Linked DNA regions of Homo sapiens: region 1 is linked to region 2. A link is an interaction called in ENCODE POLR2A ChIA-PET data of the cell type or tissue named here. Cell type or tissue: B cell. All regions are shown on one strand. Links, peaks and the distances in the headings refer to the core of each region. The heading gives the core; the rest is flanking DNA.

The links. ChIA-PET counts read pairs that join two places held together with the same protein. Peaks named below come from ENCODE experiments on the same cell type or tissue, not always from the same donor. Only the 100,000 strongest peaks of a DNase experiment are listed, where the experiment ranks them.
Region 1: POLR2A ChIA-PET joins it to region 2 with 6 read pairs; 1 of 35 experiments calls an interaction of 5 or more read pairs at or near these places.

The regions. Positions count from the first base shown.
Region 1 is chr17:82,595,356-82,611,803 of GRCh38, forward strand. It overlaps FOXK2 (forkhead box K2), which reads left to right. Exons shown (of 9, transcript NM_004514.4): 9 at 5,948-9,247. The coding sequence ends at 6,144. Among named protein-coding and RNA genes, the nearest start is that of FOXK2-AS1, 15 kb to the left of the region's middle. RefSeq lists an enhancer at 4,637-4,886 and a silencer at 7,667-7,776. In B cell, for the core only: no CTCF peak of the experiment used is centred there; DNase peaks (open chromatin) are centred at 826, 1,096 and 4,686.
Region 2 is chr17:82,244,999-82,259,321 of GRCh38, forward strand. CSNK1D (casein kinase 1 delta) reads right to left here. Exons shown (of 9, transcript NM_001893.6): 3 at 10,431-10,579; 4 at 8,018-8,246; 5 at 7,436-7,606; 6 at 6,381-6,529; 7 at 4,433-4,604; 8 at 3,877-4,016. Among named protein-coding and RNA genes, the nearest start is that of MIR6787, 15 kb to the left of the region's middle. RefSeq lists an enhancer at 7,303-8,502. In B cell, for the core only: no CTCF peak of the experiment used is centred there; DNase peaks (open chromatin) are centred at 6,305, 10,463 and 12,613; H3K27ac peaks cover 1,537 bases.

The DNA of each region.
Region 1 (16,448 bases), core at 1-8,000, 340 kb after region 2:
CAGTGGCGTGATCACAGCTCAGTGCAGCCTTGAACTCGTGGGCTCAAGTGATTCTCCTGCCTCAGCCTCCTGAGTAGCCAGGACTACAGGCACGTACAAACATGTCCAGCTAATATTTTTTTTCTTTTGTAGAGATGGGGTCTTACCGTGCTGCTCAGGCTGGTCTCAAACTCCTAGGTTCAAGTGATTCTCTCGCCTCTGCCTCCCCAAATGCTGGGACTACAGGTGTGAGCCACCGCGCCCAGCCTTCTCCTTGTGTTTGAACTGGAGAGGACAGAGTGCTATACATGTGGTCACGGTTTTTCTTCGTTGAAAGCTCTAACAGTGGGGTCGGTCCCTGTTATTAAGCCTGTGTCACTATTCCCTGGGCCCTAAAAGTGCACCTGGCTCCTGTGACTTGGGGTCCTTTCCCACTCCTCTCCCCAGGGCCCCTTGGCCTCAGAAGGCCCCCATGTGCCAGCTCAGACTGGAGTTGCCTCAGTTGACACAGCAGGCCCCATCCAGACAGACCAGCAGGTGCTTCTGGAGACAAGAGCAAAGCCTTTTCCGGCAGCCCGGAACCTGGGATGAGAAACGACAGGTGGAAGGTTGTCCAGAGACACCTACAGCGTGGATGCTGTTCCGAGTCAGCGTAGGAGAAAGGCCACTGGAAACCAGAGTCACACTGCGCGTCTGTGCATCTCTGGCCTACCGCAGTGGCCCCGGCTGTCTGCACATTTTTTGTAGACACATTAGAGTCGGTTGAGGCCACACCTGCGGCCACAGACTGCGACCGCGATTGCAGGGAGGAGCATCTGAGGTGGTCACGGGGTTTGCCCAGCTCACACCAACTGCAGGTCAGTTCCTGCTTCGCCTTCAGTAGCCTGAGTCCCTTCTTCTTTTTCTTTCACGTTACTAGGGCAGTTGTTCGCTGACGCCTTAATTCTGGAACACGTTCCTTGCCCAGATTCTTGGTGGCTGCTTGTTCCCTTCTCATCGTTCCTGCTGTGTTTTCCATGCTTGGTGTAGGGGGACCCTCAGAGCTTGGTGTAGGGGGAGCCTCAGAGCTTGGTGTAGGGGGAGCCTCAGAGCTTGGTGTAGGGGGAGCCTCAGAGGTGGCGTCAGGACGTGCCTGCCCCACCGGTTGCCCTGGTGCCCTCGTCACGCCCCGGGACCGCGCACACGTGGGGACTGTTTCCAGACGCACTTTCTGCGGGCAGTCTGTGTGGCAGGGCTCCCTGCCCAGCTCCTGCAGCCTCATCAAGTCTCCCACTAAGGAGGTGTCGCTCCTCCAACTTTGTTCTTTTTAAAAATCGCTTCAGCCATTCTAGGTCCTTGGCATTTCCGCGTGAACTGTAGGATTCCTACACCAAGCCTGCTGGCGTCTTGATTGGGACGGTGTTGAATCCAGAGTGTGTGGCAGAGCTGGCGGAGCCCCTCTTTCTTTGATCTCTGCCGATCTCCTTGATTTCACGTTTGTTTTATTCCACAGACCACCCCCTCCCCATCTTCTCACCTACTTCAGGTTCCATTTCATGGTAGGAAATTCCTGTAGTCCTCCCGGGCTTGCTGAAGTGCTGCTCCAAGTTACAGTCCCCGGGTTGTCAGGCGTGGCGAGAGCCCCTTGTGCTCAGAGCTCTCACGGAACACAGAGCAAGCCTGTCTACGAGTTCAGCCGGTGAGGGGCAGGGGCTGGTGAAGGCGGCGGCGCCTCTGGGTGTGCCCAGGGGCAGGGTCGCCTCCAGGCCCCACGCGCTAAGCCGTGACTCCCTGTAACACACCCGTGTCGACACAGGTCACGTGGGCCCGAGGTGCTCATACATCACACTCCTTGTCCAGGATGGTCCTTCCTGGCACCATGTGGTCCTCGGTGCAAACCAGAGTTTGCAGTGCTCGCTGCACAGACCCTTCTGCCTTATTCAGCATCTTTAGATCAACAGAGTCAGTGCCTTCCCAAGAGAGCACGTGTGGGCCTCATCAGGAGCATGTGCCCAACTCGTGTGTGTGTTCCTTCTCTGCCCTGGAGGAGAGGGGTCGCCCTCTCTTGTGGCCCACCCCGGGGCTGCAGGGCTGATGGCTGCTCCCTCCCCAGCTCCGGCACCTCCAGGGCTCTGCTGCCTTTAGTCTTCCTTGCGTGCCCTCCACCTCCCTCCGAGCCTCTGCTGAGACCTCTGCTTCAGGGCCGGGCGTGTTAGCACAGCCCCTCTGCTGTTACAGGGCTCCATGTGGGGTCTCCACGTGGCGGAGTACCTCGCGACAGAGGCTCTGTGAGGGCAGGGCTGGGTGGATGAGAGTATTTAAGTGTCACCATTTCTTTTCTTTCTTTTTTTTTTGAGACAGAGTTTTGCTTTTGTTGCCCAGGCTGGAATGCAGTGGCATGACCTTGGCTTACTGCAACCTCTGCCTCCTGGGTTCAAGCAATTCTCCTGCCTCAGCCTCCTGAGTAACTGAGATTACAGGTGCCCGCCACCACACCTGGCTAATTTTGTATTTTTAGTAGAGACGGGGTTGCACCACGTTGGCCAGGCTGGTCTCAAACTCCTGACCTCAGGTGATCCGCCCACCTTGACCTCCCCAAGTGCTGGGATTACAGGCGTGAGCCACCGCGCCCGGCCTCCCAGTTTCTTTTCACTCCAGGCCTCTCACTACTGTTCTCTAATTGACACAGAATAATTGTGCAAGTGTATGGGGTGCACAGTGATGTTGAGAAGCATGTGACTCGTGATCGGCACATCCGTCATCTCATTGACCATTTCTAGGTGTTGGGAACCTTCTGGCTGTTTGAAACCGTATTGTTGACTCCCATCATCTCGCAGTGCTGCAGAACACTAAACTTATTCCTTCTGTCTAGCTGTCGTTTCTAGTTTTACGTCTTTTTAAAAATTATTCCTCCTGTCTGTCATTTCTAGTTTTATGTCCTTTTAAAAATTATTTATTTTTTATAGAGACGGGGTCTTGCTATGTTGTCCAGGCTGGTCTCAGCCTCCTGGCCTCAAGGGACCCGCCTGCCTCAGCCTCTCTTGGGGTTGCAGGCGTGGACCACTGTGCCTGGCCTACGCCTCTTGTATTCTCTGGGTCATCCAGTCAACTTGAGCCCTGGTGAGGGTGAGGCTGTTGGGTTGGGTGAGTCAGCCGTGTTGTGCTGCCGTAACAGAACACCCAAGATGGAAGACTTTAGCATGAACAGAAACGGATTGGCTTGCAGTTCTGGAGGCTGGCAAGGGCCTTCTTCCTGTGTGCTCACGTGGTGATGGGGTGAAGGCATATTCACCCTTTTAGAATGAACTCACTCCTGGAATCATGAGCCTGTCCCTTGGTGACAGCATTAAGCTGTTAGTGAGGGCAAAGCCTTCATGGTCAAGTCACCTTCTGAAGATGCCACCTCCTAATTAGGCTGCGTGGGCAAGTGAGTTTCAGCATTTCAGGAGACAGATGCCCACACCATAGCAGTGACCTCATCTCATTCAGGGTATTGGTGCTTGTCAGACACTGGCTGTGACTCGCATCTGGGTGCGTGTGCCTCTCTCTGTGGGGGCCACCCTGCCGTCAGGCGCCAGGAAACCGACGTCAGGGAATGTGGGGGTCTCCCTGAGAGGGTGCCGACCTAACACGGCTCCTCCGGGTCACGTGGGTGGGCTCAGCGGCCTCCCGTGCCTCCCCTAGGTCTGGAGTCTCCCCTGCCCTCTCGTTGGGCTCCAAGCCTCTTCCTCAGCCCAGCTTCCTGCTTTGTGGCAGCCGTGCTTTCTGGAAGCTGAGCAGCTTCTTTTTTTTTTTTTTTTTTTTGAGACGGAATTTCTTTGTCCCCCAGACTGGAGTGCAATGGCACGATCTCAGTTCACTGCAGCCTCCGCCTCCTGGGTTCAAGTGATTCTCCTGCCTCAGCCTCCCGAGTAGTTGGGACTATAGGCCCCCACCACCTTGCCCGGCTAATGTTTTTGTATTTTTAGTAGAGATGGTGTTTCACCATGCTGGCCAGTTCGAGACTGGTCTTGAACTCGTAACCTCAGGTGATCCTCTCGCCTCAGCCTTCCAAAGTGCTGGGATTACAGGCGTGAGCCACCGCACCTGGCCTCTTGTTCATGTTTTATGTGTAAATTGGTCCTCTGCTATTTCTGTTGCTCAGAGGTGGAAAGGAGAAGGGAACACGATAAAGTCACACATCCACACTGTTGACAGGGGTTTGGCTTCCAGGGAACACACCTCTGTGGCCTCAGGGCTATGTCCTGAATTCTAAAACGGGGCTCTCACGGCTGACCCGATGTCACTGGGTCCCCGTTTGCTGCTTGAGTCTCTTCGGAGCCCAGTGTTGACTCCCGCTCTTCGTGGCTGCCCCGGCTATCTGGCCATGAGGAGCTGACCACGCACCTGGCCGGACTCACATCCGCTCCGCTAGGGAAGACCTGGGGGCGGAGGTCGGTCTCTGACCAGCCAGCGTCCCTGCAGGGGACTGCGAGTAGGAGGCGGGTATTGCCCACGCCAGGGCCTGTGGTCTGAGAGGGCTGGCCCTTGACGGACAGGTGGGCAAGTCCCCCTCCCACATCTCTAGGCACCAGGGCGTAGCGTACCATGTGTGCTGTGTTTGTGGTTGGGTTCAGGTACTGCCCTGTAGGCGTGTCTGCTCTGAGCCTCCTGGGACAGCCTGAAGTGGTTGCTGCACAGCTGCTTTGGGGCCTCCCAGGGGTGTGTTCCTGCTCCCACCCTGGGGTGCTCTGAGTTGGTCTTGGGTTAGAGAAGTGCAGTGGCTGGTGTGTGCGCAGCCTAGGGGCCTAGGACCTGCTTCTCAGAGCATCACGGGGCCCACCAAGAAGTGCCCCCTGGGGAGGTGACAGCGTCTTCCAGAAATGCCGCCGCCCACAAGGAGGACTGGCCTGTGCCGGAAGCTGGAGATGGTGGGGTCCTGATGGCACCTGGTAGGTGAGGGTGCCCCAGAGAAACAGAGCCAAGGCGGCGGCCTGGAGACAGATTCTGTGGAATCTGCCCACTCTGTTGTGGGGCCTGCCAAGCTCAGCATCTGCAGGGTGGACCGAACCCCGGGGAAAGAGTCAGTGCTGGATTCTCAAGAGTCCAGAGGCCATCCAGGGCAGAGTGCTCCCCTCAGAGGACCTCAGTCTTTTCTTAGTCCTTCACCTGATTGGATGAGGCCCACCCACTCATGGCGATCAGCTGATTTACTCAGAGCTGACTGATTTAAATGTTAATTTCATCTAAAGAAGTAACTATACAGAAACATCCAGATTAATGGTTGACCAAAATCTGGGCACTGTGGCTCAGCCAGGCTGGCACATAACATTACCCATCGCATGTTAGTTGGAAGCTTGGCCTTTGGAATTAACTCAGCCTGGTCAGCCGTTAGCAGCCAGCAGTCTCTGTTCTGCCCACACACCTCTGTGGACTGACCCAGGACACAGGTGAGCAGCATCCATGAGAAACTGTGGTGCTTCTCTCCTATGGGACAGATGGAGCCCCGCTCCCTTCTGTGTGGAAATGGTCCAGGAGCATCTTGTGCGGGTGGTGGGGGGGCGAGGGCAGGGCCTCCGCATGAGGGAGAGCAGCGAGCGGCAGCCACTCCTTCGCCGAGCCAGCAGGGCCATCTCCTGTCTGCCTCAACCACTACTGGACTCAGCCTTTCTCCCCCAGCAGTGACATCAAAATAGCCTATTTATAGGACATAACAAAGATGATGCCAGCTGTTAATAAAAATGTCCGCTAATCAGGCAGTTCACTTGCTGCAGTTTTTTGGGGTCCCAAGGGCCCAGCCCAGGCTCCTGTGCCCTTGGCCACCGTGGGCCAGTCCCTGGGGTCTTGTGGGAGCCTCCGCGGGCCTGGGAGTGGCAGGACCCTTAGAGGGCGAGAGTTCACATGAGAGCGTGGGGTTCTGACTCGCGAGGGTTCACGTGAGAGCGTGGGGTTCTGAGTCGCGAGGGTTCACGTGAGAGCGTGGGGTTCTGACTCCCTCGTGTCATTTCAGCCGCGGCGAGTCCTTTGCACATGTTGGCAACACACGCATCCGCATCGGCCTCCCTGCCCACAAAGCGCCACAACGGTGACCAGCCGGAGCAGCCGGAGCTGAAGCGGATCAAGACAGAAGACGGCGAGGGCATCGTCATTGCCCTGAGCGTGGACACGCCACCGGCAGCCGTAAGGGAAAAGGGTGTCCAGAACTAGCGACCGGGAGAGCTTTTCTTTAACGATATCAACTCTGTGGTGCCAAAAGGAGACGCGGCCTCCCGCCAGCACTCGGGGGTGCAGGGCCCTGTGGTTGGACTTCACCTCTCAGCACTGAAAACCCAAAACCCAGCTGGCCTTAACACTCCTTAAAGACAGAAGTCACACTTGAACAAAACCCACACACAACAAAACCTGATTTGGGAGACGGTGTCTCCACTGAGCACCTGCTGGGCTGAGCTTCTACCTACGAGTGAAACTCTGTCCTCCCGCGAGGACCAGGCATCGCTGTGTGAGGACGGCACGGCCAGCGCCTGCTGTGAGTGGGTCTCCCAAGACTAGGCCTCAGGACGCGGGGGGAGCCATCCCCGCCGCCCTCACAGGACCCACCAGGCAGCGGAGACATGTGGAATTAGAGTATTTTGAGGTGTCCTTTCTTTACAAAATAATGGGGTCTTGGGCATTTCACATCACTCCATTTCTACTGAGACTTTCAGAATCACACAGGCCCTTTCCGTGGATTTCATTTGGGGCAAAGAAACAACGTAGTTTTGTTTTTGTTTTCAGCCTATGGAATGATTTCCTTTTGTCTGTCTTGTTCAAGTTCAGACGAAGCTACTCTGGCATCTGCACATTTCCGTGTTACAGCAGCTGCCTGATGAATTTTATCCACCTCCATTTCAGCATGTGGCTCGCGTGGACAGGTGGACGGACGCTGTGGCCGCATGGAACCTTGAGAACCCAGGGACGAGCCAGTGCCGGGAAGGAACTGCCGGGACTCACCGAGCTGCACTTAACTGTTCTCTTTCTGGCTATTTTTTGTTGTTTGTTTCTTTGTGTTGACTTTGTCCCTGGCAAAATTTTCCACTCTGAGTAAAACAAGTCTCCTAAGTATTGTGTATGTTTAAAACGACAGAACCATTTCTACTTCATTTGGAAAAAGATTCAGTCTTTTATCACAGGCCCTTTTGAAACTCAGATCCCAGGTCTCTCCGTGGTATGTTTGTATTTGGGGTGTCCCTCCGGCTCTAGGCGGCCTCTGACCTGCTGTCTACTCCCCACCTTCGGTGAGCGGCCGCCATGGTGGAGCAGGGTCCGAGCCACGTCCTGCAGGGCACGTCTGGGGCATTTCCTGTTTTGTGGTAGGAAATGTCCCTGACCTTTCAGAACCGAACCCAATCCTGAGGCTGACTCCTCTACGGAAAATGAGGACAGGACGGGGGTGAGGGAATGAGAGTGGGAGGTCCCTGCACCTCCTCGCCCGGCTCCTCAGGAAGAAAACCGCTGGCCCTTCCCGAGTGTGCCGGCCGAGGGCCGAGGGCCGTGCACATGGGGAGAGGGCGTCAGCCTGATGGCTGAGCTTTTAAATGTCATCATCATAACATTATTTATTTAAATGTAGTTATTTTGGTATTTAATTTTTTTTTAGAGAGGAAAAAACCTGTATTTTCCTGGTGGGATGAAATAGGGATGAAATGGCTCAGAATGGTATATTTAGGCAATTTTAAAACATTTATTATTTACATAAAGACCAAATATGATGAATCTGTTCCGTGAATTGTGTCGGCCCTCAGCATGGGGCTGGGGCAGCGTCACTGCGGTGACGCCCATTGAAAGGTATGAAATGACTGCACACTAGCTGGATTATCACTCAGCCGTTTAAGAAATAAAAGCAAAACCATCACGTGACTGAGACCGTGTGTGTGACCGCAGCAAAGCGCAGCGTGTGGATGGATCAGAGCCCCTCGGTGCAGCTGTCTGCATCTTCCAAGCACTTTACAGATACCTTGGAATGTATATTTTTGTCTTCTTACTCAGAAGGTTTGCAGTTTGTAAAATAATCAGGATTCTGCTCTGTCCTGTGTGTGGGGTCAGCTCCCTCCACAGAGGGCTCCAGCTCTGTTGGTCACAGCTGATGGGGTTCTCTGATTGATAGGAGACGAGCTCTTGAGCTCTAAGGAACAGTGAGGTCGCCGGTGGGGAGCTTGGCTGGGACACCAAGCAAATGCATCGTATGTCCCCTTGGAGACGTTTTTATGCAGCTGTGTATGTTACTATCCAGAAGGAGTCGGGGGTAGACTTTCCCGTGTAAGCTCAGTCCATAAACTGGTTACTTCTGATCCTGGAACGTGGACTTCACATGATAGGTCTGGATCTGTTTCTGTTGGGATCACAGGTAAGGAAAATGTCCATTCAAATGGTAAAGAAGGGAGGAGGGTGTTTTTTTTTTTTTTTTTTGCCGTAGGCACCATTCTGCATCTTGAACCCAGACTGAAGTGTGCCTCTCACAGATGGAAGGTGCACACGCTCCTGTCTCCTCCTCACTCTGCCACGTTCACTTGGCTTTTTCATTGGTACCTAGGAATTTAAGAATATCGAAGCGAGAGCAGTAACAAACCATAGATGAGCAGACTCCCACACCGGGTTTTCTTGCCCGTCTTTAAGGCACTGTTTCTAAATTTTGAACTTAGCTCTGAATCCCCAAGAACTTGAGCACAGCAAGGGTTGCTGAGCTGCTGTCGCCGCAGCCCTGGCCCCTGGTGCTGGAGCTGCAGCACCTTTGGGAGAGGTCCTGCGTCGTCCTCAGCTGCGTCGCTGTGAACTCCCGCTCTCCACTGTGTTCCTCAGTGTCTGCTTTTCAGGAAGTCTGCTGTGACCTTTGCCCAACTTCTGAGCTCCTCAGGGACTAGGAACAATTTCAGTAGCTTTGCCCTGAACCAAACGAGAAAACAAAAGGGAACTCCCGTATGACCCACGTCACGTGGTGCACTCAGAGTGTGTGCGGCATGATCCTCGGTTGCTCCTCCTCTCACTTTAGTAGAGTACGCGGTGGACAGCTGATCTCCTTCAGTCGTCTACCCACTTCCGTCATTGTCCTCCGCTAGAATAACAGAGTAGTTGGTAGTCATGGCCAGAAGGGGGGTGGGGGCAGTGTGAGGACTTGGGGTTTCTGTGCTGTGTGACACAAGGAGATAAGTGACAATCTTGAAGTCCTAACTTCCACTATTCTAGAAAGTATAGTGGTGATTTGTGTGCAAAGATTTGAAGTTTTAAAAAAGTACCAAGTTCCTGAAATTCAATAAAATATTTTTATTAATTTTAATGGAATGCAGAGTATCATTTTCATTTTGATTGACTGACTTTTTACTTCATGCTCTCTTCTGAGCACACCGGAGGCCTAGCGCATTGGCAAGAACTTAACCAGGGAGCTGCACTGAGGACCAGCACTGCAGGCCCTGCCAGTGGGACAGCGGGTTGAGCGTGCAGGTAGAAAAGGCGCCGTGTCACAGGCAGTGGTAACAGGGTCTTGATTGATTGATCTATGATGTCGGAGTTTTAAAGTTACTTGGAGATTGTGGCTGCCACTATTTCTTCTGCAGACTTTCTCTCCAACCTGAGAATGAAGATCACTGCAAAGCATCTTGAGGGACATTTTCTCAGAAAATGAAAAAGCAGCTCTTGGCCGGCGCGGTGGCTCATGCCTGTCATCCCAGCACTTTGGGAGGCCGAGACGGGCAGATCATGAGGTCAGGAGATTGAGAACATCCTGGCTAACATGGTGAAATCCCATCTCTACTAAAAATACAAAAAAAATTAGCCGGGCGCAGTGGCGGGCGCTTGTAGTCCCAGCTACTCGGGAGGCTGAGGCAGGAGAATGGCGTGAACCTGGGAGGTGGAGTTTGCAGTGAGCCGAGATTGCGCCACTGCACTCCAGCCTGGGCGGCAGAGCGAGACTCCGTCTCAGAAAAAAAGAAAAAGCAGCTCTTCTGAAGAGGTACTTGGGTATTCAAGTTCCCACACAGGAACACTTTGATCTTCAGGCCCTGAAAATCTGGTGTGGATCGCTAATGTCTGGAATCGTGATGACATTATCAGTACTCACCCCAGGGTAGCAGAGGGAAGAAACCGTGCTGAAAATGACACAGAGGCCTTTGGGAGCTAAATGATGTTCACGGACAGAGAGTTCATAACGGAGTGTTTGTTTTATTCCTTACACTGATCCCCTAATTTAAAACAGTTCATACTGGCATAAAAGAACTGTTTATCACGCCCTGCGAGACTGCCTCTTCCAGCAAAGTGAAGCAGTCATTTGTAATTTGTTTCTGCCAGGTCTGCGTCTGCAGTGCACCCGGGCTGCGTTGATGGGTGCTGGGAAATTGTCACTGTTTGTTGCCCCCTTTCTGAGCTATGTCCACAGCAACACAAAATTACAATTCAGAGTGGGTCTCAAGTGACCTCTGATGACTAAACTGGCTACAAAGATTCCAGTGGACTCCTCCACCTGTGTCTCCTAGGGGTTATGACTAACTGTGGACCTAACAAACAGAGCAACTATCTCAGTCCTATGGAAAGTCAGTCGTATATAATACAGAACAGCAGGCAGACTAGAGCCAGAACAAGGACCGGTGTGATGGGTTTTTCCTGGGTTTTCCCCTCCCATTGCTGAGCCTAGTCCGTTGCTGGGCCTAGTCGGGGGCGGTCTATCCGAACTGCACATTAGGGATGAACATTAAAATCTCCAAGAGAAGCCCGCTTCCCTCTCATCCTGGGCAGAGACGGTCGTGGGAAACTCCTGCAAGCAGCAGCCCTGCAGACACTGGCGACTCCCACAGAGCCCTTCACGCTGGCGACTCCCACAGAACCCTTCACGCTGACGAGAGGAATTGGAAAACAGGCCCCTGTAGTCCAAAGAGCATGAGGGAAATCCCTGCTCCACTTTGGCCCCAAGCTGGACCTAGTCATAGGAATGGGAACAGCACAGAGAGGCTGAAACCTGGGCTTTTAAGTCAAAGGACACAGCAGAGGAGTTAAGAGACCCCCTAAAGCTCCACATGAATGGCACTGACGTGGGGAAAACAGCAAAGGCTATTTGAGCTCAACTCCTGTGTAGACTGGCCCCTGGGTGAACAGCACGACACAGACTTGGAAGACTAGCCTGACACCAGAGTCACAGCTCCAGGAGGCAGGCTGGCACATGCAATCAGAACATAACTGGGTTACTTGCCTGCTGAGACACAACTCAGCATCCTGCAGAGGGTTTCATGGACTTGGGAGTCTCAAGGTATGCCGAATGTCTAGAATACAAAATTACTAAACGTAAAAAGAGCCAGAAAAATCTCTGCCCTAAAGTGAAAAGACCGAATGCCAACTCTCACATGACCCAAATATTGGGAATATCAGATAAAGAACAGTTATTATAACCATGCTCTGTGAAATAAGGGCAAATGCTCTTGAATCAAAGAAATGAAAAAATTCAGTGAATAAACAGAAAAACATTTGGAAACAAAAATGAACTGGGACTTGTAGGACAAGATTGAAGGGTCTACTGTGTATGTCACTAGATTCCTATAAAACAGAGAAACAACGTATACAATTTTTTTTAAAGAAATATTTTAGTCCGGGTGGGCGCGGTGGCTCATGACTGTAATCCCAGCACTTTGGGCGGCCGAGGTGGGTGGATCACGAGGTCAGGAGATCAAGACCAGCCCGGCCTACATGGTGAAACCGCATCTCTACTAAAAATACAAAAATTAGCCGGGCATGGTGGCACACACCTGTAATCTCAGCTACTCGGGAGACTGAGGCAGGAGAATCGCTTGAGCCCAGGAGGCGGAGGTTGCAGTGAGCGCAGATTGCGCCACTGCACTCCAGCCTGGGCGACAGCGAGACTGTCTCATTTAAAAAAAAAAATACATATATATATATTTTTTTAATTTATTTTTATTTATTTATTTTTTTGAGACGGAGTCTCGCTCTGTTGCCCAGGCTGGAGTGCAGTGGCACGATCTCGGCTCACTGCAAGCTCTGCCTCCCAGGTTCAAGCGATTCTCCTGCCTCAGCCTCCGGAGTAGCTGGGACTACAGGCACCCACCACCACGCCCGGCTAATTTTTTGTATTTTTAGTAGAGACGGGGTTTCACCGTCTTAGCCAGGATGGTCTTGATCTCCTGACCTCATGATCCGCCCGCCTCGGCCTCCCCAAGTGCTGTGATTACAGGCGTGAGCCACCGCGCCTGGCCTATATATGTGTGTGTGTGTATATATATATATATATATTTTTTTTTTTTTTTTAATAAATACTTTAAAGATTCACGAAGGTGAGTGAATTCCAATAAGATCATCTCAAGGAAAACCATGTTGAGGCAATAAACTAAAGAAAAGACATTTTTTTTTTAACCTGGAAAGCAGCCAAAGAAAACTGACTTATCCAGGTTGAGTATTCCTAATCTGAAAACTCAGTAATCTAAAATCCGAAACTTTGAGTGTTGACACGATGCTCAAAGGAAATATTCATTGGAGCATTTTGGACTTCAAATTTTTGAATTAGGAATGCAGGGCGGGGCACAGTGTCTCATCCCAACACTTTGGGGGGTCGAAGTGGGAGGCTCACTTGAGCCCAGGAGTTGGAGACCAGCCTAGGCAACTTGGCAAAATCCTGTCTCTACTAAAAATAAACCAAGTGTGGTGGTGTGCACCTGTAGTCCCAGCCACTCAGGAGGCCCAGGCGGGAGGATCGCCTGAACCCAGGAAGCTGAAACTGGACTGAGCCGTGACTGCACCACCACACTCCAGCTTGGGCAATGGGAGTGAGACCTTGTCTCAAAAAACAGACAAACAAGGATGCTGAAATGGAAAGTACACTGCAAATATTCAAAAATAAAGATTAAAAAAATTGCATTCTGAGGCCGGGCGCAGTGGCTCACGCCCGTAATCCCAGCACTTGGGGAGGCCGAGGTGGGCAGATCACGAGGTCAGGAGATCGAGACCATCCTGGCTAACACGGTGAAACCCCGTCTCTACTAAAAATACAAAAAATTAGCCGGGCGTGGTGGCGGGTGCCTGTAGTCCCAGCTACTTGGGAGGCTGAGGCAGGAGAATGGCGTGAACCCGGGAGGCGTAGCTTGCAGTGAGCTGAGATCGCACCACTGCACTCCAGCCTGGGTGACAGAGCGAGACTCCGTCTCAAAAACAACAACAACAAAGTAAATGTAAAGCAAGCAGGCAACAAAATTGAAAAAAGAAATCAAAATTGAGGGGAAAAAATAAAACTTTTTTTTATTTGTAGAGACGGGTCTTGCTATGTTGCCCAGGATGGTCTCGAACTCCTGGACTCAAGCTATTCTCCTGCCTTGGCCTCCCAAAGTACTGGGATTACAAGCATGAGCCACCATGCTTGGCCACTTCTAATTAAAAAAAAAAAAAAAAAAATAGAAAACAGGCTGGGTGTGGTGGCTCACGCCTGAAATCCCAGCACTTTCGGAGGCCAAGGTGGGTGGATTACCTGAGGTCAGGAGTTGAAGACCAGCCTGGCCAAGAAGGTGAAACCCCATCTCTACCAAAAATACAAAAACTAGCCAGGTGTGATGGCACGCATCTGTGATCCCAGCTACTCAGGAGGCTGAGGCAGGAGAATCACTTTGAAGCCAGGAGGCAGAGGTTGCAGTGAGCCGAGACCTCGCCATTGCACTCCAGCCTGGGTGACAAGAGTGAAACTCTGTCTCAAAACAGAACAGAACGAAACACACAAAGGAATAAGAACAATGAGCCATTCATGAGGTTGGGGCAGGGGACATAGTGACAGAAACCATCCTTGAAGAAGCCTGGAAATTGGACTTACTAGACAAACACTTTGTCTTAAATATGCTCAAGGGGCTGAAGGGAACCAGGACAAAGAAGTAAAATAAGAACAAAGCCAGGTGTGGTGGCTCACGCCTACAGTCTCAGCACTTTGGGAGGCTAAAATGGGGAGACAGCTTGAGCCCAAGAGCTCAAGACCAGGCTGGGCAACATAGTGGGACTCTGTCTCTACCAAAAAAAAAAAAAAATCAGCTAGGCATGGTGGCATGTGTCTGAGGTCCCAGCTACTCCGAAGGTTCAGGTGGGAAGATTGCTTGAACCTGGGAAGTTAAGGCCTCAGTACACCGTGATCACACCACTGCAGTTTAGCCTGAACAGTAGAGCCAGACACTGCCCCTCCCTCTGCCCCAAAAAGAAAGAAATATGAACAGTGTGAAACATTTGGAAATAGCAGAAAATAGAAATTATAAAAAGAGACTAAAAAGAAAGTCTAGGCCTGAAAAGTAAAATAGCTAACATAAGAAATTCACTAAAGGAATTTGGATTTCAGCAGGCATCAGAAAGCAGCCGTGAACTTGAAGGTAGGTCAGTGAAATTACCCAGTCTAAGCAGCAGAGAAGAAGAATGCAGGGAAAGTGAACAATAAGGGGCCTATGGGATACCATCGAGCATAACAACATAAGCATTATGAAATTTCAGAAGCAGAGAAAGAGAAGAAGACACACTTCAGGAAATAATCAATGAAAACTTCCCTGATCTGATAAAGACATGAATCTACACATCCAATAAGCTCAACGAAATCCAAGCAGGAAAAATGCAAAGAGACCCAGAGCTAACCGTATACATACTCAGCAGTAAAAGACTGAAAGCTTTTCCTTTCAGATCAGGAACAAGAATACCTGCCTTCACTACTGCTGGTCAGCACTGTACTGGAAGTCTTAGCTAGAGCCATTGACCAAGAAACGCAGGCATCTACATTGGAAGGGGTGAAAACTCTCCTTGCAGATGGAATGATTATGTGTAGAAACTTCCACAGAATACACACACACTCAACCTACTAGAGCCTGACACATGAATTCAGCAGTGTGGTAGTGTACGAGATCAAGATAAAAATAAGTTGTATTTATATGCACCAGCAATAAACAATCAAAAAGGAAATTAAGGCCAGGCGTGGTGACTCCGCCTGTAACAGTTTGGGAGAGCAAGGCAGGAGGATCGCTTCCGCCCAGGAGTTTTTTTTGTGTGTGTGTTTTGTGTTTTTTTTGTTTTTTTTTTTGAGATGGGAGTTTCGCTCGTGTTGCCCAGGCTGGAGTGCAATGGCGCAATCTCGGCTCACTGCAACCTGCGCCCCCTGGGTTCGATCGACTTCTCCTGCCTCAGCTTCCCAAGTAGCTGGGATTGCAGTCATGCACCACCACGCCCGGCTCATTTTGTATTTTTTTAGTAGAGACGGGGTTTCTCCATGTCGGTCAGGCTAGTCCCGAACTCCTGACCTCGGGTCATCCGCCCACCTCGGCTTCCCAAAGTGCTGGCATTACAGGCGTGAGCCACCATGCCCAGCTCCGCCCAGGAGTTTGAGACGAAACTGGGCAACAACACAGGGTGACCCCCACCTCTAAAACAAAATCATAAAATTAAGAATTAGCTAGGTAGGCTGAGTGCAGTAGCCCACACCTGTAATCCCAGCACTTTGGGAGGCAGAGGCAGGCGGATCACCTGAGGTCAGGAGTTTGGGACCAGCCTGGCCAACATGGTGAAACCCCATCTCTTCTAAAAATACAAAAAATTAGCCGGGCGTGGTGGTGCACACCTGTAATCCCAGCTACTTGAGAGGTGGAGGCAGGAGAATTTCTTGAACCCGGGAGGTGGAAGTTGCAGTGAGCCGAGGTTGAGCCACTGCACTCCAGCCTGGGAGACAAAGCGAAACTCCGTTTCAAAAACAAACAAACAAAACATAAAGAAATTAGCCAGGCATGGTGGTGCATGCCTATGGTCCTAGCTATTTGGGAAACTGGAGCAGAAGGATCACTTGAGCCCAGGAGGGCGAGGCTGCAGTGAGCCTTGATTGCACCCCGGCACTCCAGCCTGGGTGACAGAGCCAAAAAAAAAAAGAAAAAAAGAAGCACGGCTGGGCACGGTGGCTCACACCTGTAATCCCAATACTTTGGGAGGCTGAGGTGGGAGGACTGCTTCAGGCCAGGTGTTCAAGACCAGCCTGGAGAACACAGACACCGTCTCTACAAAACAATAACAAAAATTAGCCGGGCGTGGTGGTGCACGCCTGTAGTCCCGGCTACTCAGGAGGCTGAGGTGGGAGGATCACGTGAATCCAGGAGACAGAGGTTGCAGTGAGCTGAGATTGCATCACCACACTCCAGCCTGGAGTGAGACCCTGTCTCAAAAAAAAAAAGGATAGGCAGCTGTCGTATATGCTGATAATGGTAAAAATAATGTGAGACATAAGTTCAAGTCCCTTGTGCAAATACTGAAACTGAGGTAGAAAAATGCTGATTTTCTGGAGTTACACTCTGCTATCAAGGTCAGGAGGACACCCTTTTCCACAGTATCTGGCCAGATCCTTGCCTGTTTTTTCCACATACCCGAGAGAGATTAGGAGATAATTAGCCCTCAGCTCGCATGCCCCAGAAGCGTCGTCAGACTCACCATCTGAAACATCTTACACAGATGACAGGCTTCTGGCTGGCAGCCAGCATGGACAACTCAAG
Region 2 (14,323 bases), core at 5,510-13,509:
CGTGCTCAGCAGAACGAGTGACAGGAAGACGGGAAGGAGGAAGAGGCATGCAAGCAAGGTGCCCGCGGAGCCGGGCTCGGCAGGGTCGAAGGATCCGAGTGGAGCGGAGACGGGTGCTCCTGCCTCCCTTCCTGGAAAGGAACCTGGTGTTTGAAAATGGGTACCCCTCTCAGGGAAGACATGAAAAGCAGTTCCTGTCAACACATTTCCAGAGTGTGCACAGTGTGAAAACTGCAGCGGGTCTCCCAGCGGCACAGACCCGACAGAAGCGCAAGCCCCTGCTGGAAGGAGCCGCCGAGCGCGCGTGGCCGCCGAGGAGGGAGCACAGCGTGGACGCCGGCCATGCACCGACGGCGGGGAGTGAGTGGGCTGCGGCTGGAGGAGTTAATACAGACGAAGCTGCGTGGACAAGACGGCTGGGCAGAGACCAAGTGTGAAAAGAAACACAAAACAAGGACAGAGATAAATGAGACAGGAAGAGAGAGGCGACTAGAAAAGCTGGCATGGCAGAGACTGCCCAGAGTGTGGCGCAGCAAGAGCTTAGGAGCCCCCAACACCAAGCGTGGAGCCACCCAGCTGAGCAGGACACAGACGCCCCTCCAGGCACGGCCGACCGCAGACAAGGCAACTCAAGTGCTCGGGGCACCCGCCTTGCCACTCCTGCCTCACGGGTGGGCACCCAGGACAGGAGGAGAGCAACGGCACACGGAACGCAGTCACGGGGAGGCCACAGGCCAACAGGATGGTCTCCTGGGGTCACTCTGTTCCAAAGCTCTCTGTGGACAGCCTCCCCCCAAGACTGGGCAGCGGACTGCCGCCGCTCTGCACCCCACAAGAAGAACAGAGCAGAAGAAGCCTCACTCTACCTCCAGCACCTGGCATGCAAGCCCAGCCCACCTGCAAGCTCCCATGGGTGGGGCATGGTGGCTCCCACCCACCTGGCGCTGCTGCCTGGCGCCCGCCACGCGCACACTCACCCAGTGCTGCCTTCCGATGGGAGACGAGCAGCTACTTGCCGTGGTGTTCGAAAGGAATGCTATTCTGAGGTGGGGAAAAGACAGCTGTTGGTAAGCGTCCCGCTGGCCCCCTGACTACCTGTGTCGGCTCCATGTCCAGATGGGCATCCTTGCCTCAACCAGGTCCACAGACCGACAGGTGCCACCTGGGGGAGCCCAGGCACAGAGCACAGCCTCACTTGCCTCTCAGGACGGGCCTCTGGATGAGAGTGGTGCCCACTCCTCTTCTGGAATCACTTGCTCTTAAGGCCAACAATGGCATGGGACAGGCCCTCCTGAGTCTTCTCAAGCACTAAGAAAACCTGATCCCAGCAGGATGGCAGGTGCTGGGCAGCCCCACAACTGGGTCTCAGGGCACAGCCTGAAGGCAGGGGAGACGCACATCCTCGCCGGTACGACGACAGGGCTCAGGCCTAGTCCTGGGCAGGAGTTGATCAAAGCGAGTCATCGACTGTTGGAATGACAAGGCCTTCTTCTCACCAAGTAAAAACCCCAAACAGACTCAGCAACTAGATGGCCTTTAGGGCCCAGGCTACTGTAGCCAAAGAGCCCTGGCCGAACACCAACAGCCCGAAAAGAGAGGGGGCGAAGAGGGAACAGACCCAGGCGGAGTCCGGGCTGGGGCGGGGCCCTACAACTATGGGGGCCTCTGTGACCTACAGGCAGGCTGCCACGTGGTCTTCCACCCATCCACACCCAGCCACGGCCAGCAAGCCCTGGGAGACCTTCCTGCTGCCTCCTCCCATCTCCACAGGGCGCAAGGTCTCCTGAGAGGAGCAGAAAGAACAGGGAAGAGCGACGGCCCGAGGAGGAAGACTGGCCGGGGATGAGTCACTGCCCACGGTGACTGTGTCTCCAGCTCACCCGAGCAAACAGGTGAGGCGCTCAGAGCAATTGAGCCTCCTGTATTCCCCCTTGGGATTCAAAACGGGAGCTGCTGCTCACAGCCACCACGTGTGCTGGTGCTGGCAGAGTCTGGCAGGAAGGACACACGGCCAAAGCCTTCCTGTGAGATGGTGACAAAGGAGGGGGCCCGCCCTGGAGGTGGGGAGCCCTCAACATGCCTCTCAGGAAGGCCCCCCAGGGTGTCCAGGAGCAGAGGCCAAGAGGCTTCTTTTGGAGAGAACACACCCCCAAACCAGCTCTCTCTGGAGACTCCTCCCTGCTGTTAGAGCCCACGTTGTATTTCCTCATATGGAAAACGAGGGCCTAAGAGCCAGCTGCGGGTTCCTGCCACAGCTCACCATGGAAGGAGACACTGCTCACGGCCACCTTGGGGGCTGGTGGCTACAACAGCCACACCCAGGTGCCGCCAAGGCCGTGTACCGAGAAAAGGCAGCTGGACTCAGGGCTGTGGCTACTCAGCACGCTCAGGACACCTTCACTGCCCACAAAGATCCCAAACCACTGGACACTTTACTTTCTTTAAAAGAAACAAAAAGCACTCAGGCCCCTTCCCTAGTCTTTGTCAGCCAAGCGCTGGGGCGAGGCTGTCCAAGTCCGGTCAGCACCCAGCATGGGGAGCACTCTGGGCTCCTGTACCATGGTTCAGGGGCTACAGAGCCAGCCGCACATCAAGACACGAGGGCACGGGCAGACCCTCCCGGGAACTGCTCACAGGAACTGATGCGCAAGTGCCAGGCTCGTGGAAAGAAGCCAGTTAAACCCTTTCTGTGCTGTGTCTGGAGGTGACAGCAGGGTTGTGTGCACGTAAGGGACCCATTCTCGTGACGCAGCCCAGACCCCTCGAGCCCAATTCATATAACCACAAAGTCAAAATAACCACGAAGCCAAAATCCCTGCATCTTTGGTCTCTTTGGGAAGAAGTTATACAAAAAGGTCTGTTTCTAGTGAAATTATTAGTGAATTAGAAACGTGCAGTAAAACCCCAATCATTAAAAGACGGCAAGTGGTCAAGAGTGCTCCCCACTCCGGCATGTTCCTGGCTAGCCAGCTACACCCAGCCCCGCTCACGGCAGCAGGCCTGGCTCCATCCTGTGATCCCAACAAACACCTCCCCACAAGCCCAGAGCCAGGCTCCAGGGCATTTCTGAACTGAGTTCCTGCTCATCCGGAAGACCCGTGGGGGATCTGGGCACCCCCCAGGATGCCTGCTGGTGAAACAGCCCTGCCCCACTAACCCTGCCCCTGTTGGCGAACAACCCAGAAAACTATTTGAAGAAATATAATGGATCCATATGGAGAAAGCTGTTCTAGTTCAAAGAGCACGTTAGCAAACGCAAAAGACAACAAAAGCCAGAGCGAGGAGAGGAGAGACCGCTGCAGGATGCTGAAGAGGCGGTGGCCGTGGCTAGGCCTGGGCTGCGCAACAGGGTACTTCTCGTCCAAGGGAAGACAGGTGAGGCCGTCAAAAGAAGGAAAGCCTCGTTGCAGGGCATGCCACCAGGGAGGGTCTCACAAGAAGCCCGTGGAGGTCCCTACGGGCCTCCATCCCTGGCCAGTGGCAAGAATGAGGAAGAATGAGGAAGGCTCCCTCGGGCTGGGGGCACCCACAATGGGGCGCAAGCAGGCGAGCGGTGTCAGCTGCCTGGGGACGGCTGCGGGCAGCGGGGCACTCAAACAGCAGGAGAAAGCCCCCACGGTTTGCTGGCCTCAGGGACCTGAGACCTGAGACTGGCCACCTGCAACCAGGAGACAAGCCCCATGACGGCCCAGCATGTCTCCCAGGCCCTCCCGAGAAGCCTCATCTGCAACCAAGACGCCACACCCTGGCGAGATTAAAAACTCTCAAAAATGGGGGGAAGAAAGGAAAGAAGAAGCCCTGGAGAAACCACAGCCCGCTCTTGACTCGGACGGGGTAGCCCGAGGCCCAGCGCCCGCCCGGGAGCTCTGCACCTACCTGTGAGGTGGACATGCGAGAGGTATCTTGTCGGCCTGTGAGGTCGGACGAGGAGATGTTGACGGGGGCCCCGCGGTGCAGCCGCATACTCACTTTCCGCTCTCTCTCCATGCCGGAGACGGGCCGGGGGGAGGTGTTAGCTGAGGACAGGGAGAGAAACGGAGTGGGCCGCCCCCGTCTGCTGCCTCTCACTCGGGGCTTTCTATGAGAGGCTGTGGCCAGAGAGGACCCTGGGCTGCCTGGACAGTCAGGACCTGGCTGTGGCCGATGGCCACCAACACTCAGATCCGGCCGGAGGGACACAAAGGGACATGGGAGCGAGGTCAAGGGGCTCACAGGGGAGGAACGTGAGATGCGGGAGGAATCACGCACACCAGCAGGTGCCGGCATTTCTAAAGGCGCCTGGGCAGCCTGGCTCATCCACCCTCAGGAGCGAGCATCGCCTGACACAGGGCACTTAGTGTCCACCACCAAGTACCCTGTTGTCCCCACCAACCCCAAGACACAAGAAGTCACCCCAGAGCCAGCCCCAGAGCGCTGGGAGGGGGGCACTCACCCGTGTGTGAGGTAGGGGTGAGGGGTGTGGGGGGAGCCACTTCCTGCGTCCCCCGCAGGCGGCCGGAGGCTGTGGAAGGGAGGCCGCGGGTAGCCGGGTTCCGCGAGTGTCTCAGCCGCTCCTCTCGGTCCCTGCGCTCCCGCTCGGCGTCATCGGCGGCCCGGCTGGCACCCTGAGGAGGCAGGAGGTGAGGCCGGAATGGAACCAGCTTTGGCAGAAAGCAACCCTAGGTCCTAGGCTGCCCCGGCCACGTGAGAAAATACCTACCAAAGGGCACTGGGACGAGACTGCCTGCAAAGCCCCCCACAGGCTGCACGTTTCTCCTCATGGGATGACAGCATCATCCCCACAAGGGGTCAGAGCCAGGCCTCTCAGCTCCCCCAACAATCGAAAAAACCCCACTCGCCATGGCATCTCCCTGTGGGCTCAGAACTTCCTTAAACTTCCAAATGGGCAGCAGCTACCCCCTGCTGCTCTGTGAACATGCTCACTAACACGTGCAGAAAGAGGAGAGGGACAGGAACCATCGGAGGCCAAAGACAGGCCCCAAATGGTGACAGCTGGGGAGGAAAGCGGGGTGGGGATGAGAGCGTTTGGTCGGACGAGGAGTACACTCAGGGTCCGGACCCTGCAGCCTCCAACAGCCTGTGCAGGTGTGGTGGCGTGGCCAGCAGCCGGCAGCCGGATCTGTGCTGCACTATCCAGATGCACGGGGGTGGGGAGGTCAGATTTTAAGCCGAGACAGCAACCTATGAAAAAGCAGATTCTAACTGCCAATGCTGTGCGGCAGGGGCCTGCAAACTACAGCCCCGGGGCCAAACCCAGGTGCCACTTCTTCCTGCAAGTACAGCTCATTGGACACAGCCACGTTCACCAGGCAACACACAGACCGACACACCTGCGGCTGCAGCACCGTGCGGCCAGCACCGCCCAGACTCCTCATGCTGCCATTTACGGAAAACGCTGGCCTAGCCTGCTCTGAGGGCCGGGTGACTCTAATGCCGCAGGAGGGTCGCTCTGATTCCTCCCGAGGCAGCACAGCCCCGGCAGAGGGACTGATCTGCCCTGCCGAGTGCACCCCTCCCGGCACCTGGGCCCCGAGGCTCGGGCCTGCCTCGCCTGCCATCTCTCCGGGGCCTCCAAGTACTCCCCACGCTGATGGGCACTTGGCAAGTAAGTCAAGATGAACAGAGTGCACCCCTCCCAGCATCTGGAGACCCCGCCCCTCCCTGGCCCCTGCACGACTACTGGACAAGGCTGCCGTTTTTGTACCCTCCCAAGAGGCAGTTCTGCTCCTCCATCAGACTGCTGCCTGGAAAAGCTCCAAATTCTATTTAAAACTGACAACAAAACAGTAAGTTTTTAATGAAGGAACACAACAGTTCCACAGGAGCTTCATTTCTGACAGCGGTGTCTGAAAAGTAATTCAGCTCAGACATGGACCCAGGGCTGGGCTGCCTGTTTTAGAGGCTCCACTGCATACTCACACCGCATCAAGAAAGCCACAGGGAAAATCAGCTCATGACAGGGTCAGTCAGGCTAGACGGGTAGCACCTCACCAGGCCCCAACCCCACTCATCTCGTGGGCACCACGACCATGTGGCACAGCGAATGGGAATGCGCACCCCCAGCCCCCACCCTCTGCCCCCAGGGCATGCTCTGGGCCCTAGCTCCGCTTGGTGACAGGGAGGGAAGGGGCCTCCTGCTGTCCACACCCAGGAATTCCATGGACCCCTCTGCGTTCCCTAATGGCGTCTTACTTCTTGGCACCCCTTTCTGGCAGGCAGACACCCACTCAGTCCAGGTCCTGCCCACTACACACTTGCCCTTCACAACCAGAGACACTCCCTATATGGTACAGCCCCTCAACAAGACGGCCGCCGGCCTCTCACTGACAAGCCATCCCCCGCACACCACACTCAGCGAACGTGCTGGCAGTGCGACTTACAAATTTGAGCATGTTCCAGTCGAACACGTAGTCATAGGAGAAGCCCTGGCGATGGAACAGATTCCGGAAAAGCTGCCGCAGGTACGAGTAGTCAGGCTTGTCGTCAAAACGCAAGGAACGGCAGAAATTCAGGTATGTGGCAAATTCGGCTACAAAACAAGAAACTCAAAGCTAACTCATGAAACCCAACTGCGACTCAAGGTGTCTCTGCCAACGTCGCTGTCTACCTCCTGCTGCTGCACACTCAAGGGGAGAAGGACAGATGCAAAACACCTGTCAGATTTCTAAGACCTGAAGCCTTGAGAAAGCATCGAAAAGTATTCAAGTCACGGCCGGGTGCGGCGGCTCACGCCTGTCACCCCAGCACTCTAGGAGGCTGAGGAGGGCGGATCACGAGGTCAGGAGATCAAGACCATCCTGGCTAACACAGTGAAACCCCATCTCTACTGAAAAAAAAAAAAAAAAAGTTCTAGAGCGTGGTGGCGGGCGCCTGTAGTCCCAGCTACCGGGGAGGCTGACGCAGGAGAATGGTATGAACCCGGGAGGCGGAGCTTGCAGTGAGCCGAGATCACGCCACTGCACTCTAGCCTTGGCGACAGAGTGAGACTGTGTCTTAAAAAAAAAAAAGAAGTCATAAAGCACAATTTAGTTTCATTTGAGGTGTGTATCCTGGGGCAATCCTACAAATGCAAAGGAAATCTCCCGAGCTCCTGGAGGGGGCCAGAGAGGGCAGCCACTGCAGAGAGAGGCCCCACCACTGCCTGTCCATCCCTTTCCAGCCACTTGGGGCCCTGAGGCTCGGGCCTGCCTTGCCTGCCATCTCTCCAGGGCCTCCAAGTACTCCCCACGCTGATGGGCACTTGGCAAGTAAGTCAAGATGAACAGGAGGGCAGGCTGTTACCTCCATACACAAAAGCGCCCCGCTTTCCTGCCACCACCCCTTTGGAAGGTGAGCAACTCTTCTGACAAAACCCAGACTGAGCCGTCTCGGCACACCCGACACATATGCAACCCCTGTGAGCAGCTCCGCTGAGAAGAGGCCTCCAGAGACTTACAAGGGTAGCCTTTACACAACACTTCGATGGGGGTGGACATTTTCTTCTCGCTAATCCTTTCGTATTTCTGTCTCTTGGTGGCAGCCTTCAGCCCCTGCCAGGGGAGAGAGCCCAGGTTGAAGTACATTAGCACGTAGCCCAGAGACTCCAAGTCATCTCTTCGGGATTGTTCTGAAAAGAAAAGGGAAAGGCGTGAAGAACGGCACTTGCGTGCTCACGTCAAAGCAAAAGACCCGGCTGGCCGTTCCAGTGGAGACTAGCCTCAGACACACATGCCCAGATCACTCCAGCTGGCACTTCCAGTGGAGACGAACCTCGGACACACATGCCCAGATCACTCTCACCCAGAGCTGCCCCTCATGCATACTAAGGAAATTCCCAAACACATCACAGGTGACTCAGAAATGTCCCAGCATCCGCCTGCCCCCATACACCTGGCAGTCACGAGCCAGCCTGTCTGCCGCAAAGGTCTGATGACACGCTTGCAGCCCCAGCTCCCCGAGAGGCTGGCCTCTCCCTGGGCTGAGGCATGGACGCGCCCAAAGGCACCCCAGGTCAGTGACCCCATGCCCAGGGGCTCACCAATTCCAAGGTGCGTGTTGATGGAGGCGTACCGCGCCGTCCCCGTGAGGTTCTTGTTCTCACGATAGGGGATGTGCTGGTGGGTGCGTGCATCCCGGTACTTCTTGGCCAGCCCGAAGTCGATGATGTACACCAGGTTGCCCTTCTTCCCCAGGCCCATGAGGAAGTTGTCTGGCTTCACATCCCGGTGGATGAAGTTCTTTGAATGAATGTATTCGATGCGACTGATCTGTGAGCAGAGCAAGGGCGCGAGATGGCACCCCAGGGCAGTCTCAGGGAGGGACCGCTCAACTGTGGGACACTACATCAGTGGCTGCATTGTTCCTGCCCCTCAGCCACAGCAGGGTAGTTTAACAATTAGCGAGGGGGATGCCGAACTGACCAAATTGTTCCCCCAGGTGCCTGCAGCAACCCTCCACACTCCACCCTCCACAGGCCTAGGCGCTTTGCCTTCAGCTCCCACAAAACAGAGAGGTGAGGCGACAGAGAGGGGACAACCCGCCACTAGACATCGGTCTCTCCCAGCACTGTTCTCTGCACAGACTACACACCAGGATTAGCAGAGAAACTGCACGGAGGTGCTTAGGAATCACGTGTGTTCCTGAGAGACTGAGGAACCCACTGAATGGAAACGTGCTATGCTGGTACCGAGAAGGTGGCCTCCAAGCCAGTGAGCTGAGCCACCAGAGCCTCGAGAAGCCAGTGAGCTGAGCCACCGAAGCCTCCAGAAGCCTCGAGAAGCCAGTGAACTGAGCCGCCGGAGCCTCGAGAAGCCAGTGAGCTGAGCCGCCGGAGCCTCGAGAAGCCAGTGAGCTGAGCCGCCGGAGCCTCGAGAAGCCAGTCAGCTGAGCCGCCGGAGCCTCGTGAAGCCAGTGAGCTGAGCCGCCGGAGCCTCGAGAAGCCAGTGAGCTGAGCCGCCGGAGCCTCGAGAAGCCAGTGAGCTGAGCCGCCGGAGCCTCCAGAAGCCAGTGAGCTGAGCCGCCGGAGCCTCGAGAAGCCAGTCAGCTGAGCCGCCGGAGCCTCGAGAAGCCAGTCAGCTGAGCCGCCGGAGCCTCGTGAAGCCAGTGAGCTGAGCCGCCGGAGCCTCGAGACGCCAGTGAGCTGAGCCGTCGGAGCCTCGAGAAGCCAGTGAGCTGAGCCGCCGGAGCCTCGAGAAGCCAGTGAGCTGAGCCGCCGGAGCCTTGTGAAGCCAGTGAGCTGAGCCGCCGGAGCCTCGAGAAGCCAGTGCAGTGCGCTGAGCCGCCGGAGCCTCGAGAAGCCAGTGCAGTGCGCTGAGCCGCCGGAGCCTCGAGAAGCCAGTCAGCTGAGCCGCCGGGGCCTCGAGAAGCCAGTGCGCTGAGCCGCCGGGGCCTCGAGAAGCCAGTCAGCTGAGCCGCCGGGGCCTCGAGAAGCCAGTCAGCTGAGCCGCCGGAGCCTCGAGAAGCCAGTCAGCTGAGCCGCCGGAGCCTGGAGAAGCCAGTGCGCTGAGCCGCCGGAGCCTCGAGAAGCCAGTGAGCTGAGCCGCCGGAGCCTCCAGAAGCCAGTCAGCTGAGCCGCCGGAGCCTCGAGACGCCAGTGAGCTGAGCCGCCGGAGCCTCGAGAAGCCAGTGAGCTGAGCCGCCGGAGCCTCGAGAAGCCAGTGAGCTGAGCCGCCGGAGCCTCCAGAAGCCAGTCAGCTGAGCCGCCGGAGCCTCGAGACGCCAGTGAGCTGAGCCGCCGGAGCCTCGAGAAGCCAGTGAGCTGAGCCGCCGGAGCCTCGAGAAGCCAGTGCGGTGAGCCACCGGAGCCTCGAGAAGCCAGTCAGCTGAGCCGCCGGGGCCTCGAGAAGCCAGTCAGCTGAGCCGCCGGGGCCTCGAGAAGCCAGTGTGCTGAGCCGCCGGGGGCCTCGAGAAGCCAGTCAGCTGAGCCGCCGGGGCCTCCAGAAGCCAGTGAGCTGAGCCATCGGAGCCTCGACAAGCCAGTGAGCTGAGCCGCCGGAGCCTCCAGAAGCCAGTCAGCTGAGCCGCCGGAGCCTCGAGAAGCCAGTGAGCTGAGCCGTCGGAGCCTCGAGAAGCCAGTGAGCTGAGCCGCCGGAGCCTCGAGAAGCCAGTGAGCTGGGCCGCCGGAGCCTCGAGAAGCCAGTGAGCTGAGCCGTCGGAGCCTCCAGAAGCCAGTGAGCTGGGCCGCCGGAGCCTCGAGAAGCCAGTGAGCTGGGCCGCCGGAGCCTCGAGAAGCCAGTGAGCTGGGCCGCCGGAGCCTCGAGAAGCCAGTGAGCGGAGCCACCGGAGCCTCGAGAAGCCAGTGAGCTGAGCCACTGCAGCCTCAAGGCTGAGGCTCAGCAAATTTCCATTTCCTCTGTGAATTAATGGCCATAATAATGGCAAGAACAGCACAAGCGAGTGGCTGATTCTATCAGACAGCAAGTGTGTGCCAACTGTCAGGAAACAGTCCTTACCATTTGGTCAGCAAGCAGCAGGACGGTTTTGAGGCTGAATTTCCTGGAGCAGAAGTTGAAGAGGTCCTCCAGGCTTGGCCCCAGCAGCTCCATCACCATGACGTTGTAGTCCCCCTCTGCCCCGCACCATCTGATGGTGGGGATGCCCACTAGGCAAGGAAATCAGACACAGTGTTTCAGTCCAGGCCCTGCCTCAGCTCCACACTAAGTCTGCACTGTGCACACCAAGGGGTCATGGTGACAATCCTGAACGGGGGAGGGGTGGTGGAGGTAGAAGACCCCGGCAACGCCGCTCCTCAGGGACCCATCCTCGAGATTAGGCCCCATCTATTAGCAAATGGCCTGAGGCAGACGTTGGATGAGGGCCAAGCAGACAGGAGCTGTAAGGGGGACAAGGAGGGGATCGAAGCCCCACCTCCCCGACTCCCGTCTTCTAGGGCAGGGGGGCAGGAGACACAGAAAGCAGCCACGATGTGGGAAAGAAAAGAGCTCAGGCATAAAGGAGCAGCAGAGCCCGCCAGAAACGTCACACAGGAGATGGGAGGAGAGAAAGCAGCTACCGTGGGTTAGGTGAGAGAAGAAAATATGTTCAATTACTCCGATGTTGGTAGAAGTATTTGACTGGATAAGAGAAAAGCAAAAGCAATGAAAACTTTTTGGGGATTTACACAGTAACCCAGGATTGAAATATACAAATCAGGGAAGTGAAAATAAAGACACAATAAATCCAACAGGAAGAATTTAAAGATGGCTGCATAGTATCAGTGCTGAAGGCATAATCAACACTATAAAGGCACACGGGCCAGGTGCAGTGGCTCATGCCTGTAATCCTAGCACTTTGGGAGGCTGAAACGGGAGGACTGCTTGAGCTCAGAAGTTCGAGACCAGCCTGGATAACAAAGGGAGACCCTTGTCTCTACAAAAAATTCTGGAAATTAGGTGGGTGTGGTGGCACGCTTCTGTGGTCCCAGCTACTTGGGAGGCTGAGGCAAGAGGATCACTTGAGCCCAGGAAATGGAGGCTGCAGTGAGCCGTGATGGCACCACTGTGCTCCAGCCTGGGCCACAGAGCAAGACCCTGTCAAAAAAAAAAAAAAAAATCCATTTTAGAAAAAATGGGTGAAAGACCTGGACACTTCACCCAAGACGTTACGTATGAAAAGTCAACGACCACAAGAAGATTCTCAGAGAGATGGAAAACACATGCTGGTAAAAACATGCACAGGAATGTGCACCGCAGCCTCACGCCACAGTCAAATTCAAATGCTGCAGCAACAGGTGGGTTTCTCAAAATGCCACCCCCAAAATACGTCCTTTGGTCCTATTTTTTTTTCTCATATCCACAAGAACATGTCTCTTCGGTATGTTTTCACAGCACTGGATCCGCAACTATACACATGGCTCTACACACATACGGCTTGTGAACGGCCTGGATAAACCTTTTATGTCCTTCCATGGCAAGACAGATTTTTAGTTTAGTCTTAAAGCAAGTTTTGGTACCACTAGGGAAATTCAATTCATTTAAAAAATTGTTTCATTATTTTATTGTTTTGAGACGAGGTCTCGCTGTCACCCAGGCTGGAGTGCAGTGGCACCATCTCGGCTCACGGCAACCTCCGCCTCCTGGATTCAAGCAATTCTCCTGCCTCAGCCTCCTGAGTAGGTAGGACTACAGGTGGGCGCCACCATGCCCAGCTCATTTTACTGGCCACATGTATCGCCTCTCCTCTGAAGGCATGTATTTTTTTTTTTGGCTAAGTTTTTCTATCATGGTATCTTTTTCCTATTCATAGTAGTTCTTTATAACTTCTAGATACTAAACCACTGCAGGTTTTTTGTGAGGCAAGTATCTCTCAGTTAATGGCATGTTTTTTATTTTCTTCTGGAGTTTCTTGATGAAAAGACTTTTCATGAATATGAATGCCTTAATCTTTTGCTTTATGAGTGCTTTCAGTATCTTACATTAAAAAAATAGTTTCTGCCCTCAGCGTCAAAAAGAGATGCTATTGTTTTTTTTTAAAGTGTTAAAGTTACTTCTACTTCTAACAAAAACAGTAATAGGGGCCTGATTCGCCCTCACACCTTAAGTAACTAAGGGAAAGAACAAAACACACACCCTCACACATCACAGGGTGGTTTCCACAACACTGGGCCCGGCCAATGACTGACAGCCGTGCCAGCCAGTGACAGCTGTGCCTGAGGGCGGGAAGGAGCCGTGAGAGGGCGCCCTGGGCTGCCCCCTGCACTGCTGGGAGCATAAGCACAAACGCCAGACTGAACAGATCCATGGAACCCAACCTCATCCCAGAAGAGAGCTGAGGAGGAGCCTGCAGAATGTGGAAGAGCACAGCATGCGTGACATTCTCAATGTCCGGCATCCAAAGTGGAAAACAAACCTGGAGTAAGAGGTTAACTGAACAGACCCGGATGTTCACATCAGCAGGGAAAGCCATGAAACGTTACTACAGATTTCGACTGTATTCCACCGTCGAAAAGTTTTTTAACTGGCCAGGCTCAGGCCTATAATTCCAGCACGTTGGAGGTGGAAGTGGGAGGATCACTTAAGTCCAAGTTTGAGACCAGAAAGAAAACATACTGAGACCCCCGTCTCTACAAAAAAATTTTAAAAATTAGCTAGGCATGGTGCTGTGTGTCTACAGTCCCAGCTACTCGGGAGGCTAAGGTGGGAGGATGGCTTAGGCCCAGGAAGTCGAGACTGCAGTGAGCCGTGATTGCACCACTGCACTCCAGCCTGGGTGACAGAATGAGACCGTCTCAAAAAAAAAAAAAAAAAAAGTTAAAGGCATGAGGCATATACATATATATGTGTATTTATGTTTCGGTCTTTTATATATATGTATATATTTATATAAAAAACATAAATGTATATATAAACCTGAACATATGTGTATATATATATATTATATATATGCAAATACACATCTACTTTCAGATTTGGGAATAGTTGCATTCTGCGTCACAGTCGAGCATCCCTAATCTGAAAATCCAAACTGCCCCCATTAGCATCTCCTTTGAGCATCATGTTAGCACTCATAAAGTTCCCGACTTTGGGTGTTTCAGATACTCAACCTTATTACGGATTTGTGAATTCTTTTCTCTCTCTAGATGCAGCATTACGGATTCCCAAATTCCCTTTCTCCACTCCAATGAGTCACAGTTCCTTCTTCTTAATACTCATTTTGGAGTTTTCACTGTCCCAAATTTAGGCAACAGATCACCTTTCAAACTTTTTCCCGTACCTCATAACAAATGCCTGCCATGTGTTCCAGATTCACCTTCTTTCTTTCTGCCCCAGCCCTGGAATCAGCTGCTTCTCCAAGCACTCAGGACTCCTCTTAACAGAGAATGATAAATACTTAGAAACCCCTGAGGCCCGGTGTGCTCAGTGTTCTAGGCTGTCCTCCTTCTAAGCCCTTCTCGTGGCCAGAACCACACAAAGTATCATCACGACAGCTTTATAGTAAGTGCTGGTGTTTGCAGGGCAAATGGCCCTCTTCTTCACAAGTGTTTTAATTAATCCTGGACTTGCACTCTTCTCAGTGAATTCTAGTCACCTTGTCAGGAAAGAGAAGTGGCTGGATGTCGATGGGAACGTCATTGAATGTTAAGAGCAACTTTGGGAGACCTGACACCTGGCATCTTCCTTTCTCTGAACATAGAGGAGAATTAAGCAAATCTTCCTTAAATGTCCTTCAATAAAGTTTATATATTTTCTGCATGCAGATCTTATCTGTCTTAAAATTTACCCCAGATACCTTTTTGCTACTGTAAGCATTATGTTTTAAATTACATTTTGTAACCAATTAAATTGTTGGTTTAACAAAATGAATTGATTTTATATTTTGATCTTAAATTTGCTCAACTCTCTAATCT